Linked DNA regions of Homo sapiens: region 1 is linked to region 2. Evidence: read pairs that join two places in POLR2A ChIA-PET (ENCODE). Cell type or tissue: K562. All regions are shown on one strand. Each heading gives the region's core, and the rest is flanking DNA. Links, peaks and the distances in the headings are about the cores only.

Evidence for each region. ChIA-PET counts read pairs that join two places held together with the same protein. Peaks named below come from ENCODE experiments on the same cell type or tissue, not always from the same donor. Only the 100,000 strongest peaks of a DNase experiment are listed, where the experiment ranks them.
Region 1: POLR2A ChIA-PET joins it to region 2 with 5 read pairs; 2 of 35 experiments call an interaction of 5 or more read pairs at or near these places.

The regions. Positions count from the first base shown.
Region 1 is chr17:20,297,532-20,300,443 of GRCh38, reverse strand. The region is part of intron 13 of SPECC1 (sperm antigen with calponin homology and coiled-coil domains 1); the gene reads right to left. Among named protein-coding and RNA genes, the nearest start is that of FAM106B, 120 kb to the left of the region's middle. In K562, for the core only: no CTCF peak of the experiment used is centred there; no DNase peak of the experiment used is centred there.
Region 2 is chr17:20,189,119-20,192,030 of GRCh38, reverse strand. All of the region lies in intron 3 of SPECC1 (sperm antigen with calponin homology and coiled-coil domains 1), which reads right to left. Among named protein-coding and RNA genes, the nearest start is that of SPECC1, 180 kb to the right of the region's middle. RefSeq lists a silencer at 2,441-2,735. In K562, for the core only: no CTCF peak of the experiment used is centred there; DNase peaks (open chromatin) are centred at 1,870 and 2,480.

The DNA.
Region 1 (2,912 bases), core at 251-2,750, 110 kb before region 2:
GCCTTCTGACTATTTTCAGTGCTTTTATGCCCACTATTTCCTCAGTTATCTCTCCAACATCGTATCAGAAAAGCAGACACTAAGACATCAAGAGGGCAGGGAGGGAATAAATGCATAGATGACACCTGTGACCCGTGAGGCCGCTGAAGCCTGTGGCCCCAGCTCAGGCCACCTCTCTGGCTGCTCCTTCCTGGTCCCCTTTGCTGTGTCCTCCTCCTCTACCTCCACAACAAACACTGGGGTTCCCAGGTGTGTTCCTCGGTCCTCCCTCTGTATGCTTCCCTAAGACCAAGGGACTGGGTGCTCTCCTCCACTCTTAATGGCTTTAAATTCCATTTGTGCCCATGCTGTCCAACATGGCAGCCACACATGATGTGGTTATTTAACATGAAAATTGAAATTAAAAATTCAGTCTTCAGTCACATCTGCCACATTTCAAGTGCTCAAAAGCAGGTGTGGTTGGTGGTTGCCCTGTGGGCAGTGCAGATACACAACATTCCCATCATCCCAGGAACCTGCATTAGACAGCATGGATCTCTTCATGGACGACCCCCAGATCTGTGTTTCAAGCTCTGCTCTCCCATCCAGCTCCGGATTTGCTGTGCAATCGCCTGCCTGCCATCACCACCTGCATATTTCACAGCCCCTCAGACTTCACATGATTTAAATACAATCTTTCCCCCAGAATGTTTAATAATCCTGTACAGCCTGCTTCACAAACAAAGCACCCCACAGAAAAGTAATTTAAATATTTTAATACATTCTGTGATGGTTAATTGCATGTGTTAACTTGGATAGGCATGGCACCCAGATACTTGGCCAAATATTATTCTAGATGTTTCTGTGAAGGTTTTTTTTCTTTTCTTTTTTTTTTTTTTTTTTTTTTTTGAGACAGGGTCTCTGTCACCCAGGCTGGAGAGCAGTGGTACAATCATGGCTTGCTACAGCCTCAAACTCCCAGAGTCAAGTGATTCTCCCACCTCAGCCTCCTGAGTAGCTGGGATCTCAGATGTGCGCCACCAAGCTCAGCTAATTGAAAAAAAATTTTTTTTGTAGAAATGGAGGTCTGCCTATGTTGCCTAGGCTGGTCTTAAACTCCTGGGCTCAAGTGATCCTCCTGTCTCAGCCGCCCAAAGTGCTGGGATTACAAGTATGAGCCCCCACACATGGCCCAAGTTTAACATTTAAAGCAGGAGACTTTCGGCAAAGCAAATGACCCCAGTTAGTGTGGGTGGGCCTCATCTAATCAGGTGAAGGCCTTAAAAGAAAAGGCTAACCTCACTGAAGAAGAGGGAATTCCACCAGCAAATGGCCTTCACATTGGGACTGTAGTATCAGCTCTTCCCTGAGTCTCCAGCCTGCTGGCTTACCCTGCAGATGCTGGACTTGCTAGCTTCTATAATCTCGAGCTAGTTCCTTAGAATAAATCTCTCTCCCCAGCCCCCACCTCTCTCTCTCTCTCTCTCTACATACACACACACACACACACACACACTCTCTCTCTCTCTCTCTCTCTCTCTCTTTTGGTTCTGCTTTTTTGGAGAATTCTAACACCTTAAAAATTAAATTACTTTGCTCAGTTTTTGTCATTGCTATGATCCTTCTTTGTACTTTATTTAAATCCTGATGTGGGATAATCGAAACAGAGCTTTTAAACATATCTATGCCCTCCCCATCTCAGAAAATGGCCCTTTCAAACTAGACACCAGGGCGTCATCTTTGACTCCTTCCTCTCCTCCTCCCCTACAACCAATCTGTCACTAAATCCAGTTGATTCTGTCTGAGACATATTTCAAATCCTTCTATGTCTTTCCGTCTGCGTTGCTACCACCCTCATGGTTAGTGGGTGAGGCCAAACCAGAGCTGTGGGGAAGCTCTGTCGCCTCTCCCGCCCCAGACTCCCCAGATCAGCCCAGCTATGGGGGTCTGCCCCCTCCACTTCCCTGGATCAGCACAGCCTCTCTGGCCCCACTAACTGCATCCAGCCAACCAGCCTTCTTCCACGGCCTGGACAACACCAAGGTGTTCCCCAGCTGCTGCTGCTCCATAGCCCTGGCTCTGCACTGCTGCCTCCTCTACCTTCCAATGCCAGTTTGTTTTTCTTTTTTTTTTTGAGGAGTCTTGCTCTGTTGCCCAGGCTGAAGTGCAGTGGTGCGATCTGCCTCCCAGGTTCAAGCAATTCTCCTGCCTCAGCCTCCCAAGTAGCTGGGATTACAGGTGTGCACCACCATGCCCAGCTAATTTTTGTATTTTTAGTAGAGATGGAGTTTCACCATGTTGGGCAGGCTGGTCTTGAACTCCTGAACTCAAGTGATCCACCCGCTTCGGCCTCCCAAAGTACTGGGATTACAGGCGGGAGCCACTATGCCCAGCCCCAACACCAGTTCTGACATCACCGCTGCAGTCTCCCTGGTCTAAATGTGATCCCCGTCACTCTGTCTCACAGCACTGAGTTTCTCTCTGGGCTCTTAGACCACTTATCCTTGCTAATTTATAATTTTACTTGTTATAAGTCTACTCGCTTGCTTATTATCTGTCTAGCTCATGAGGGCATAGAACGTCTCTATTGTTGCCTGTTTTCTTATGATAGTGCCCGATGCTTGACAAGAAATTCTTGAGTGACCAACAGCGGGACCCAGCACAGTATTTTCCAAAGTATGCTCTGTGGGACATTTTGTAGGAGGTTCTAGGTCAGGGGTTGGCAAACTGCTGTCCCAAATCTGGCTCATAGCCTGTTTTTGTAAATAAAGGTTTGTTGGGACACAGCCATGCACATTCATTTACAAAGTGATCAATGGCCTCTTTAGCCCGATGGTAGAGTTGAACAGTTGTGACTGGACCACCTGACCCACTGAGTCTATTACGTGGCCCTTAACAGGGAAAATTTGCCAACCCTTGTTGTGTGATTGTAG
Region 2 (2,912 bases), core at 315-2,814:
CAGGAGGTGAAGGCTGCAGTAAGTCATAATTGCACCACTGCACTCCAGCCTGCACAACAGAGTGAGACACTGTCTCAATAAAGAAAAAAATGGAAAACGAAACACCTGACTAAAAATGGAAAAACACCTGAATAGACAACTCACCGAAGAAGAAATACAGATGGAAAATGAGCTATGAAAAGCTGCTCTACATCAGACAGTGTGGCAATTCCTCATGGATCTAGAACTAGAAATACCATTTGACCCAGCAATCCCATTAAGGGGTATATACAGAAAACCAAACATCGCATGTTCTTTCTCATAAGTAGGAGCTGAACAATGAGAACACATGGACACAGGGAGGGGAACATCACACACCAGGGCTTGTCAGTGGGTGGGGGGGCTAGGGAAGGGATAGCATTAGGAGAAATACCTAATGTAGATGACAGGTTGATGATGGGTGCAACAAACCATCATGGTATGTGCATACCTATGTAACAAACCTGCACATTCTGCACATGTACCCCAGAACTTAAAGTATAATTAAAAAAAAAAAAAAAAAAAGCTGCTCCACATCATACATCCGTAGGCAATTTCAAATTAACACAAAAGTGAGATATCACTACACAACTATTAGAATGGCTACAATCCAAAACAATAAGAACACCAAATACTGGTGAGGATGTGGAGCAACCGGGACTCATTGCTGGTAGGAACGCAAAATAATTCAGCCACGTTGGAAGACAGTTTGGTGGTTTCCTAGAAAAGTAAACATACTTGTTCTCTATGATCCAGCAATAGCACTCCTTGGTATTTAGCCAAATGAGTCAAAAACATATGTCCACACAAAAACCTGCACATGGATCTTTACAGCAGCTTTACTCATAACTGCCAAAACTTGGAAGCAACCAACTGTGGTACACCCAGATAATGGACTATTAGTATCATCCACCCCTTAAAATGAAATAACTATTAAGCCATGAAAAGACATGGAGGAACCTTAACTGAAGCATTTACTAAGTTAAAGAAGCAGTCTGAAAAAGCTACACACAGTATGATTCCAACTATGACATTCTGCAAAAGACAAAACTACAGAGACCGTAGTTTTGTAAAACTATGGTCCTTTTGCTTGCTAAAGCAAAAAGATCAATGGTTGCCAGGGGTTGGGGGGAGGGAGGAATGAATAAGTAGAGCCAGGCACAGGTGAGCTACTGTGCCTGCCCATTCATCCCCCACCCCCAAGGGAGGGAGGCAAGGTGGGAGAATTGCTTGAGGCCAGGAGTTCCAGACCAGCCTGGGCAAGACAGCAAGGCCCTGTCTCTACAAAAAACTTGGATACATGGCATTATACATTTATCCAAACCTACAGAATGCACAATGCCAAGAGTGAACCTCAATGTAAACCACGGACTCTGAGCAATGTTACATCGGTGTGGGTTCACTGATTGGAAGATGTTGATAATGAGGAGGCTGAGTGTGTTTGGGAACAGGAGTACACTATAGGAAAACTTGTACTTTTCACTCAATTTTGCTGTGCCTAAAACTGCTCTTTAAAAAAGAGTGTTTATTTTTTTAGAAGGCAGTAAAAGCATAATAAAGTGTTTACCTTTGAGAAGAGGGACAAGAAATGGGAAGGGGTAGGGCAGCAGGGCAGCAGCAGTCTTGCTTTTCATAATAAGCTCCTTGTCCTGGTTCATTATTTTAACCCCTGTATATACTACTTTGATAATGAAAATTAGGAAAAAGAAATATGAATGTTTATGAGTACAGTGTGGAAACAGGCAATTAGCAATCCGTCAGCTTTATAGGCAGCACTGATCCTTTGGACTTAGAACAAATGAGATAACAGAAGTTTGAGGCAATTCAGCAAGCAGATGCACAGCCATAAGGAACTAAGTCTGTTATCAAATCTTGGGGCCCCACCTTGACTATGACAGAAAAGTAGTTTTTTCCACAGCTGGACTGTCTTTTGGGTCGTCTCAGTGGTGTGCTTTCTAGAGATTCATACCTAACTTGTACTAAAAGTCAATAGAAATTGTCTTTGCAAATCAAATGGAGGGAAAAAAACACAAAAGAGTCCTACACTCATGCAAATGAACCAAATTACTCACCCATTTTACTTCCTTTGTTAAAAGCAAACAGCAGTGTCAATGTGTAAAGATGATTTTTGTAAAGGGATAAACATTTTCTATCTCATCTCCATTTTACTTTTTTTGGGAAGAATGCAAAATTAATTTTCCTCACACTCCACTTGCTCAGCAAATTGGATTAGAATTCAAAATGCTTGTAAATCTACTCCTCCTGTTTCCCAAATACTCATGCTGTACCACGGCCACTATGAACAGCACTCCAGAAAGAGGGGGACAATAAAGCTTCTGAACAAAAGCCCCCTAACACTAAGAAGGGGCTCAGGCCTGGAGAGGACACAGTGACCGCTCTGTGTCAGGATGCAGGGGAGATAGGGCAGCAGACAAAGCCTCAGTGTTTCTGAGGAGAGATAATGGTATGGTCTGACTAGCTTCTAGCAGGCGGCCCACACAACCAGCTGCCATTAGTCATCTCCAGGAGAAGCCAGAATGCCAAGCAGCTCTGGGAGGGCAACTCCTGACAGGCCATTTGAAAAGTGCAAAGCAGGCAGGGACATCAAATTTCCATTGAAACTGAAGTGGCTGGAGGAGCGCTTCGTCCCAGAATTCTCTCTGCATACTGCGCCTTAGCTTCCTTGCCCATTGTGTAGGCCAAATGAAATCCTCATTGCCTAACTAGAGAGCTTGGCACCTCTGAACAGAAATCTCCCAGCAGCACTGTGGGAAAATAAAGCCCACAGTCTCCAGGCACCAAACACTGAGAATAAGGAGGAGCTGAGGGTGCAGGCTTTAGTGAACTAAAAGATCTGCCATATTCACGTGCAGCCTTACTTTCAGGACAGATGG